2 separate regions of the Homo sapiens genome follow, and region 2 is linked to region 1. A link is an interaction called in ENCODE POLR2A ChIA-PET data of the cell type or tissue named here. Cell type or tissue: HCT116. All regions are shown on one strand. Links, peaks and the distances in the headings refer to the core of each region. The heading gives the core; the rest is flanking DNA.

What was found. ChIA-PET counts read pairs that join two places held together with the same protein. Peaks named below come from ENCODE experiments on the same cell type or tissue, not always from the same donor. Only the 100,000 strongest peaks of a DNase experiment are listed, where the experiment ranks them.
Region 2: POLR2A ChIA-PET joins it to region 1 with 5 read pairs; 2 of 35 experiments call an interaction of 5 or more read pairs at or near these places.

The regions. Positions count from the first base shown.
Region 1 is chr17:41,080,468-41,085,852 of GRCh38, forward strand. KRTAP4-7 (keratin associated protein 4-7) reads left to right here and starts at 3,683. Exons shown (of 1, transcript NM_033061.4): 1 at 3,683-4,677. The coding sequence starts at 3,740. The coding sequence ends at 4,207. RefSeq lists an enhancer at 3,978-4,507. In HCT116, for the core only: no CTCF peak of the experiment used is centred there; a DNase peak (open chromatin) is centred at 3,231; H3K4me3 peaks cover 2,494 bases; H3K27ac peaks cover 3,089 bases.
Region 2 is chr17:41,137,963-41,143,347 of GRCh38, forward strand. It overlaps KRTAP4-6 (keratin associated protein 4-6), which reads right to left and starts at 2,582. Exons shown (of 1, transcript NM_030976.2): 1 at 1,471-2,582. The coding sequence starts at 2,525. The coding sequence ends at 1,908. RefSeq lists an enhancer at 1,714-2,226. In HCT116, for the core only: no CTCF peak of the experiment used is centred there; no DNase peak of the experiment used is centred there; H3K4me3 peaks cover 485 bases; H3K27ac peaks cover 448 bases.

The sequences.
Region 1 (5,385 bases), core at 300-5,299:
TATGAAGAGAGCATTAAGGGTGATTCTGGTCAGGGCTCAGAAGAAAATAATAGCTGTAGGGAAAGTATGAATCTTCTTATAGGTTATTTAGGTGGTCGTGGCCAGAATGCTGAGAGAAATATGGACAATAGAGGCTATTCTGATGAGATCTCAGATGGAAATGAGGAACAAGAATTGGAAACTGGAGTAAAGGCCATCCTTGTTACAAAGTGGCAAAGGACTTGATTGAATTATGTTCATGTCTAAAGGCTTTATGGAAGGCAGAGTTAAAGAAAGAAGAACAAGTATATCGGGGGAAGAAATTTCCAAGAAAAATGTTGAAGGAGCTGATTGGTGTCTTTGAACTGCGTATAGTAAAATGCAAGAGGAAAGAAACGATTTAAAGGTGGAATTCGCAATTAAAAGGGAAACACAGAATATAGATGTAGAAAATGTGCAACCTGACCAACAATGAGAACACATGGTCACAGGAAGGGGAACATCACACACCAGGGACTGTTGTGGGGTGGGGGGAGGGGGGAGGGCTAGCATTAGGAGATATACCTAATGTAAATGACAAGTTAATGGGTGCAGCACACCAACATGGCACATGTATACATATGTAACAAACCTGCACGTTGTGCACATGTACCCTAAAACTTAAAGTATAATAATAATAAAATTTAAAAAAAAGAATGAAAAAGCATGCAAGGGTGTGGCCAAGTGATGCTTTGATACAAGGATTGATAAGAATAGAAGGAAGCTAGGTGCTGTTCATCAGATCAATGGGAGAATGGCTCTGAAGGCATTTCAGAGATTGTTGAAGCTATCCCTCCCATCACAGGCTCCAAATGAGAGAAACTTGAGGTCAGAAAGGGCTTGGTACTCTCCACATTCTAGCACAGTGCCCCTTTGCTGCTCCAGTTGTGGCTCAAGTGGGCTTAGATGAGACTTGTGCTGCTGCTGCAGAGGGTACAAACTGTGAGCCTTGGTGGTGTTGATGTAGTACTGACTGTAGATACACAGACTGCAGGAGTTGTGGGGCAATGGTTGTCCACCTAGGTTTGAAAGGATGTTTCTGACAGCCTGCCTTAGGGGTGTAGCCACAGCAGAGAGGTCCTCCTAGGGCCATGCTCAGGAAAACGGGGGGTCAGAGCAGCCACTGAGACCCTAGAACTGTAGAACTATCAGCCTGCAATACTAGCCTGAGAGAGCTGCAGCAGAGACTCCAATCAGATAGCTGCTGTATGGGCTGAGCCCAGCAAAGCCATGGGGCAGGGCTATCTGAGGGCATTTGGGGCCTAACACCAAGGCCCCAGGCAGCCCTTCCCCATGTCGGGCACATCCAGGAGACAGCACATGGAGTCGAAGTTTATTCTCCAGTCTTAAGATTTAATGCTGTCTTCCCTGTTGGACTCACCTGGGGCCAGTTACCCTTTTTCTTTCCTGTTGCTCCCTTTTGGAATGGGCCTGTCTATCCTATGCCTCTCCCACCATTGGATTTTGGAACTAGATAACTTCTTTAATAGGTTCACATATGGAGGAGAATTTGCCTCAGGATAAGTCCTGTGTTGAGTCTTATTCATATCAGAGTCACATGAGACTCTTAGATTTACATTTTGACTTTTAAGTTGGTGATGGAACATGACTTTGGGACTATTGGGATAAAAGGAATATATTTTGCGTATGAGAAGGACATGGATGTGGGGGGCCAAGGGTGGAATGCAATGGTTTGAATGTGTCCCTCAAAGTTCATGTGTTGGAAACTTGATCCTCAATGCAGCAGTGTTGGGAGGTGGGGCCTAACAGGAGATGTTTGGGTCATGGTGACACCACCCTCATGAGTGGATTAATGTTGTTATCACAAGAGTGGGTTCCTTATAAAAGGATGAGTTTGACTCCTTCTTTCTCTGTCTCACCCTCTCTCCCTTCCACAATGGGATAACATGGTATTCCTGGTTATCTATAACCAAGTCTCATTCTATAAACGGAATCCTAATTCCACAAGGTTCCACATATGCTATTTATCAGGGGACATGTTGCTTACCACATAAATAATTGTAGTTTTCCTGAAATGAAACTCTGATCTCCTTGTTTGGAATGTTTTCCTCTCTTTTATCCAGAAGTCAAACGATATATACATTTTTAAAGGACCTTACATGCTTCTATGTCATCAAAAAGCCTTCATTCATTCAACAAACATTTATTTCCGGTGTTCTCTGTGCTGAGTATCATGGTAACAAAAAGAAACGTCATAGCCCATGCCTTCAGGCTATTTGCATTGCATATGGGGGAATGAAAGAAGTAAACGTCTATGATACAGTAGAATGTATCACATTATGAGCACAAGGCAGGAAATAATGATAAATGAATGGGGTAGTTTATCAGGAAAGATATTACTGAGGAGGAAATATTTAACTGGGTTTTGACAAATGAGTAGGAGTTTGCAGAGTGGACAAAAAAAGACGACACATTCCAAGAAGATGAAGCAGTTTCAGCAAGCTTAGCAAATTTTGTTCTTTACCACTTTCTTGGCTACACTAAGACATATTAGGCTTACTTTCTCTTTAATCTTGGACAAGCATTTTGTTTGTTTGTTTTAGCTTTTTAATGCTTCTTTTGAGTATTCTGCTAAAAGAGCAATAAGAATGTACACTACTTTATAAGGTTGTAATAAAGAGTGAAAATGAAAAAGATATTTAGCACAATGTCTGGTACATAGTCAATACTTCACAAGTAATATACATACCCTGAGGATGTATGGAACTTATCCACATACTATACATTTTTATTTTAGTTGTTTAATGAACATAATTGTAATTCTTTTCATTTTTGCCAAATTCTGTTTCTTATGCATGTGTCTTATACAAGTACCTGCAGGAAAAAGAGGAGGGTTTATCTGTTCTATACCCAGAGTACCCAATAGAATGTCTTGGATGCATATTATTGAAGGCTTAATAATTCTAAATATTGTTTACATATAACAAATGCTTTTGTCAATGAATAATCCATCATGCAGTTTTGATGATCAAAGGTAAATCAAAACTTCCTACTCCAAATGCCTATACTGTAAGACATACAGAAAAATGTGTTTTTACTCATTAAAGGCAATGAGTCATGGCTAAGTACTTTCACTTGGAGTGGTGGAATGAGATCTGACACAGAGTTTATAACTTCCTTAAGATCTGACCATCTCCCCAACCATTCAAGAAGCATACACGGAATCAGAGTCATCTTCATTATAGATGGGACATCCTTCTCCCGAATGAGTCCTTCCTTCTAATTCCTTTCCAACATTTCATCTGACCAGGACATTATTTGACAACAAAAGACACATTAACATTATAAAAGTTGTCCCCCATGATTTGCAGAGAGCAATCTACAGGTAGGAGGGAGAATCACATTTAGAAATAAAGTGTCAGAGTCATGTGACCAGTGCTTTGTAAAAGACACTGCAGAGACCAGGGACAAAGGTGACCCCCACTAAGGAAGAAATATGACAAGTGTTTCCAATAGAAACACAGGAGCACAGCAGGAAAAGGAAATGGGTTATTTTCTCTCTTTTGGAGTATTTAAGTAGAAACACACAATTATGTAATTACATGATTAAGTTTTCCACGAGGTAAATAATAAGGAAATAATGACGTGGTGGCAATGGGCCTTCAGCAGGGTATAAAGGAGGCTATGGACCCAGAAGACTTCCAAACCCAAGAACTTCACTCTCTTGGAAACCCACCCAGATCCTCCCCGTTCTGACACCATGGTCAGCTCCTGTTGTGGCTCCGTGTGCTCTGACCAGGGCTGCAGCCAAGACCTCTGTCAGGAGACCTGCTGCCGCCCCAGCTGCTGTCAGACCACCTGTTGCAGGACCACCTGCTACCGCCCCAGCTGTTGTGTGTCCAGCTGCTGCAGGCCCCAGTGCTGCCAGTCTGTGTGCTGCCAACCCACCTGCTGTCGCCCCACCTGCTGTGAGACGACCTGCTGCCACCCTAGGTGCTGCATCTCCAGCTGCTGCCGCCCCAGCTGCTGTATGTCCAGCTGCTGCAAGCCCCAGTGCTGCCAGTCTGTGTGCTGCCAGCCCACCTGCTGCCGCCCCAGCTGCTGCCGCCCCTGCTGCTGCCTGCGTCCAGTCTGTGGCCGAGTCTCCTGCCACACCACTTGCTATCGCCCAACCTGTGTCATCTCCACCTGTCCCCGCCCCTTGTGCTGTGCCTCCTCTTGCTGCTGAGCCCACTGCCCTGGCTCACGTCCCCCTTCACCACTGGCCCACAGATGTAGACCCTTCTACTGTGCTGACCATTAGGATACATGAAGTGGGGTTGATGTCATTCAATAGGATGGACCTTATGCTTCCAAAGAGCCCACCACCATTTCACTGACTCTGTGAGAACATTCTGGTTCATTTTAAACTCCCTCCTTTGCTTTCTTTTTCTTCTGGTGGTGGCACCAAATGTGAATTAATTTGTAATACACTAGCTAAGAAATTATTCCAATCTTCTGATTTCCTTATTTTCTTTATCACTTTAAGGTACAGATTCTCCTTCTCAGTGAGGTAGATATTATCTGCAGGACCAGTTTTGTCACTGATGTTGCACCCTCAGATCCAGCCACCCAATTGTATTCTGTGTTTCTCCTAGGGTGAATTTCTTATGCTTTGTTGTATCTCTGCTTTCTAATAAACTTTTCTGCACTTAAGAATTCATTGGTATCATTCTCTATTGCTTTCATAATTATTTTACTGATTCCCTGGCAATTATATTTTACACAAAGACACAGGAGGAGCAACCCGTCTTGAAATCATTTTGAAGATACATTCTATATCAAATATAGATAATTTAAGGTATTGGAATAAAAGTGCTGTGTGTATATGTGTGTGTATGTGCACATGTGTCTTAATATTCTAAATTAAGACATTTAATTCATGCCTTAGCTCTTGAAACACATTTTATCATGAACACATTATATCTCACAATACTATTGTCCCTATTTTGACAAAAAACATAAAACCAAATTTCAGAAAAGTAGACACCAATGAAATAAGGGAAATCTTCTATAAAGAATTTAATGTACTCGAGTCATTTCACTCAATAAACAACATTTTGGAATTTATAACCAAAAAGCGGGCTTTATTTCCCAGTGAGTTCTGCTGAGAAAAAAAAAGCATGTTGAGCTGTATTTTATCTGGATAGCATGGTATATTTCTGACAGTGGTCTCTATGGGTTTACGTTATAATTTAAACATCTCCACACTTAACATTTTACTATATATAAACCCAGAAAGGCTGAAAATTTCAAGGCTCACTTTTCTTTTTAAGAATTATTTTCTTGTAGATTTGTTTGAGTTCATTGTAGATTCTCGATATTAGCCCTTTGTCAGATGAGTAGATTGCAAAAATTTTCTCCCAT
Region 2 (5,385 bases), core at 236-5,235, 57 kb after region 1:
TTACATAGGTATACATGTGCCATGTTGGTTTGCTGCACCCATCAACTCATCATTTACATTAGGTATTTCTCCTAATACTATCTCTCCCCCAGCCCCCCACCCCCCAACAGGCCCTGGTGTGTGATGTTCCCCACCCTGTGTGTGATGTTCCCTGCCCTGTGTCCAAGTGTTCTCATTGTTCAATTCCTACCTGTGAGTGTCCTTTACTTTTTCAAGTGACCACTCTTTCCTTCATCGGGATTTTGGACCTTGCACTCTGCTAGTTGTTGTCTTACTTCTCTGGTGATTCCTTTCCAGTCTCCTGTGGTTTCTGTTGCTTTGTTTTCAACTTACAAGTGATGGAGTGTCCCACAGCTCAGGGCATAGATGTCTTATTCTCAGACACTTATTCCCTATGACCAGGAAGCCACATTCAGTCCCACGGCATTCAAAGTCCCATTTCATATGCTGAGACCAACTGGAGGTTCATTTAATTTTCACCTACTTTCTCTGACCCATTAGGAGTTGTGTGCTGTAAGTGGTGTGAAGGAATAATGCCCCTACACAGTCTAAATTATTGTTCGTTCATGTAGTAGAACCTATGGAAGTTAAAGATTCATGATTCAATACCACTACATTATTTACTGGACCTTTAACTCCTAGAATATGTATTTAGTACAGAACTTTCTAAATGTTTCTCCTGCTTTTACTAGCTTGAATTGACATAAAATTTATTTTCACCATTTTCCCCCTAGGATGGAGTTTATAGGCCATATTCTGGGTTTAACTAAGAACCAAACTATTCCGTTAGTTGGTTTCTTCTAAGTCCCCATATTTCTCTATGAAAATTCATTTTTGTAGAATTTATTGACCAAGACCATGTGCCCCAAGACCATGCTATTAAATACACACCACAGAAAAGTCATTAAGGTAGGAAAAATACTAAAATTTGAGTATTTTACATTTTCTGCAATTCCCCAACTTCTCAGAAGATTGATTTTCCCTAAAGGTAATTATTTTGTTGTTAATGGATGGAGATGAAATTAAAGCAGCTGAGAGTGTGATAAATTGAATTACACGAGAGATGGATAAACCTTAAAGAGTAGCCTCTGGTTTTACAAGAATGGGATAAAAGAGATAAGGGCAGAACAAGATGACAGGATCGGGGGCCATGGGTGGAGGAGGGAAACGGAAAAATAAAGCAAATAAGAGAGGAGTGAGATTGTAGGGAAAGATACACTTTCAAAAATATTTAAGAAAATTTAGCTGTGGGATATAACCCTTCTCCATATTCATAAAAAAACTTAACTTAAAATCTTTATTTTTTTCAATACTTTTGGAAACATCCATGTATTGCCTTTTTTTTAGGTCATTACATGTTGCAATTTTCTTGAAGGTGAGAGCAAGAATAGGATTCGTTCAGTTGTGTTTTGGGTGGAATTTCTCAGGAACTAAGGACAATCATTACAAAGCAACACAAAAAGAACATTGTATTTCTATGCGACAAAAGTGGAGTTTTATTCAGAAGCAGCAAAAATAAGATACAGAAACATTGCTGTAAAAGGAAATACAGGGTGAAACAATCAGACTTTCAAATCTGAGAGTGAGACAACCTTGCCCCGAGTTACCCTGCAAGAATTTCCATGTTTGGGACAGAAGAACTTGGTATCCATAAATACAAATATAAGGTATAAAATTTGGTAAATTCTATTAATTTCTTTCTGTAAATAATATCTAATTTCACACTTGGGTCAACATGGGGAACATATATTCTAGATGTATAGCCAGGACATATATCCTAGATATATGTCCAGGATATGGAAACACAGTTGGTGGGAATGGCCTCTTCTGAGTTGTTTATGAGATGCACAAGGTCTGCTTCTGTGAGGAGTGAGCTGAAGGGGAGGAGATAGTTTCAGGCAAGGAGCTCAGCAGCAAGAGGAGGCACAGCACAAGGGACGGGGGCAGGTGGAAATGACACAGGTTGGGCGATAGCAAGTGGTGTGGCAGGAGACTCGGCCACAGACTGGACGCAGGCAGCAGCAGGGGCGGCAGCAGCACGGGCGGCAGCAGCTGGATTCACAGCAAGAGGGGCGGCAGCAGCTGGAGATGCAGCAGCTGGGACGGCAGCAGGTTGGCTGGCAGCACACAGACTGGCAGCACTGGGACCTGCAGCACCTGGACACACAGCAGCTGGGGCGACAGCAGCTGGAGATGCTGCAGCTGGGACGGCAGCAAGTGGGCTGGCAGCACACAGACTGGCAGCACTGGGGTCTGCAGCAGCTGGATACACAGCAGCTAGGGCGGCAGCAGGTGGTCCTGCAGCAGGTGGTCTGACAGCAGCTGGGACAGCAGCTGGGACGGCAGCAGGTGGGCTGGCAGCACACAGACTGGCAGCACTGGGGTCTGCAGCAGCTGGACACACAGCAGCTGGGGCGGCAGCAGGTGGTCCTGCAGCAGGTGGTCTGACAGCAGCTGGGGCGGCAGCAGGTCTCCAGGCCACAGCCCTGGTCAGAGCAGACGGAACCACAACAGGAGCTGACCATGGTGTCAGAGGGTAAAGGTTCTGGGTGGGTTTCCAAGAGAGTGAGTTTCGTGAGTTTGGGAGTCTCCTTGCTGCATGTCCCCTTTTATACCCAGCTGAGGAGCCTTTGTGATTATGAGAAGATTGTTTCCTTGTTTTTGTTTATATGACACAAATGCAATTACTAAATTATATTGTGTTTTTCTAGTAAAAAATCCCAATATATAGAAAATGATTATTTCCCTTTTCTCACCCTGGTGTTCCCACATGAGTCACCTCTTGTTTTCCTTTCCTTGGTTTCAGTGTCACATGACTTCAGTCTCTGGGTATCATGTGACATGGGAGGGCCACTGTCACTTGTCTGTTTCTCATCATGATATCGTTTTGGGAGAGCTTCTGATTGGGCTAAGATCTCTAGTGGAGAAATGCATGTGTCAATCAGCTGGAATGCTGACAGGAAAAAAAGAAAATATGCTCCTGTTTTTGAGTGTGAGAAATAAGGAAGCTTATGATTCATTGTATGTATTCTGGGTGGCCATTGAGCTAACTAAATTCCTAGGTCATTGCAAGCTGTGTTAATTCTCATCACTCTGGTGCACCTTGAAACAGTTAGTAGTGACTCACTGTTTCTAAGGAACAAAGCATCATCTGGGCTTGAGCTGCGTCTGTCTTCAAAAGTGTCCTACAGGCTGAAGTAGAGTAATGTGGATCATAGTTTTTGATCTGCCTTTTGAAATATCAAATGTGTAATGGTTATGCTTTATTGACATTTTGTTAAAATCTTTTTCATACATTTTGAGCTAAAACATCTAGCAGGGTTTTTTTTTAGTATCACTTATTTCTAAGATTTTTTAAGAAGCATTGAGAGGAATATAAAAGATATATTCTTTAACTTACAGGTACTTATGTAACTGTGGACCTCAATTTTAAAAATCACCCACTTTCTCTTCCTTTCCTCCCCTCTCACCTCTTCATTCCTTCCCTCTGCACACTCCCTTCTGGCAATACTATCTAATATCTTATCTAATTATATTCTTGCTTAAGAAATTCCAGAGGCTAATCTTGAAACAAACCAGGCACAGAGCCCTGAGGAATCCTCTCACTTAGGGGGAATCTTGAACAATTAATCCACCACCATTGGGCTGAAGTCAAAATAATGCCTCCCAAACCTCTGGACACCCAAGATAGCCATTGGAACAAGACATGCAGACTCAGCACCCTGCACCACCCCTGCATGTCTCCCATGCCAAGTTTCCCTTTCAAAACCCTATGGCAAATTTTAAAATTTAAGATGGCACTTTAGAATGCTAGTTCACTAGCTAAAGGATGTCAGTGAGATATATCTTGGGGTGAAATGTTTTTATTTCCTTCACTTAGCATTCTTCTAGTTATTCATTACCAGTTAGTTCAAATGCCATTTTTCTCCAATATCTTTCTTGGCCTCACACAAAGCAAGGTTATCCTCTGGTTTACTGGCTCTCCAACTAGAACTAACTTTCCTTTCACCAGCCCTTGCCTCTTATGTGTTGGCTTTCCAGCAGCAAGCAGCTGAACCTGGGTCCAGTTACATTTACACAGAAATTGCATTCATAACAAGTTTTTATTTTATTTATTTATGTATTTATTTTTTGAGATGGAGTTTCACTCTTATTGCCCAGGCTGGAGTGCAGTGGCACCATCTCAGCTCACTGCAACCTCTGCTTTCCAGGTTCAAGTAATTCTTCCGCCTCAGCCTCCCAAGTAGCTGGGATTACAGCCATGTGTCACCACGCCCGTCTAATTTTGTATTTTTAGTAGAGATGGGGTTTCACCATGTTGTCCAGGCTGATTTCAAACTCCTGACCTCAGGTGATCCACCCACCTTGGCCTCCCAAAGTGCTGGGATTATAGGAGAGAGCCACTGTGCCCGGCCCATAAAGAGTTTTTAAATAAAATCCTCACATGATCATGGTTCTAAATAAAGGGTCTTCTTTAGTGCCGTGGACATTCAGGGAAAAGCAATTATTCAAGGAAAGAACAAATTACCTTCACAATATTTTCTCTTCCTGGGAATGAAGGGATGTCTCTTGTGAACTTATGTGGGGCCTGAGGAACCTGGAGATCTCTGCCCTAGTGGAGTTTGTATTCTAGAAGGAGCTGATAGACACATGAATTTCCAATGGAGAATGAGATGATAGAGCCCATGTGTAAATAAGGCACCACAGAAGTGCAATGGAGGAAGGATTTTCCTCACTGAAAAATCACTGACTTGAGGCGGATTGATTAGTAGGAGAAAAGGCATACACATTTATCTAACAAGTATACCCAAGAGCCTTCAGAATGAAAACTCAACCCCTCAATAAGGTACAGAAGCTTATACAACATCTTGAGGTCCCAGAAAGAATGAGGGCTCAGAGCATGGCCAAAAACAGGAAACAGGTTTTAGTGGCAAGGCAGGTGTATTGGTCCATTCTCATGCTACTATGAAGAAATACCCAAGACTGGGTAATTTACAAAGGAAAGAGGTTTAATTGACTCACAGTTCACCATGGCTGGGGAAGCCTCAGGAAACTTACAATCATGGCAGAAGGGGAGGCAAACACATCCTTCTTCACATCGTGGGAGCAAGGAGAAGTGCAGAGGAGAAGGAAGATAAGCCCCTTATAAAACCCTTAAATCTCATGAGAACTCACTATCACATGAAGGTAACCGACCCCATGATTAAATTGCCTCCCCCTGTGTCCTTCCCATGACACGTGGGGATTATGAGAACTACAATTCAAGATGAGATTTGGGTGGGGACACAAAGCCTAACCATATCAACAGGTTATGGGAGGGAGAAAGAAAGAGGCTTGGCCAGCAAAGGGGGTCTTGTTATGTGGATGAAATCTCACAGGTAGCAA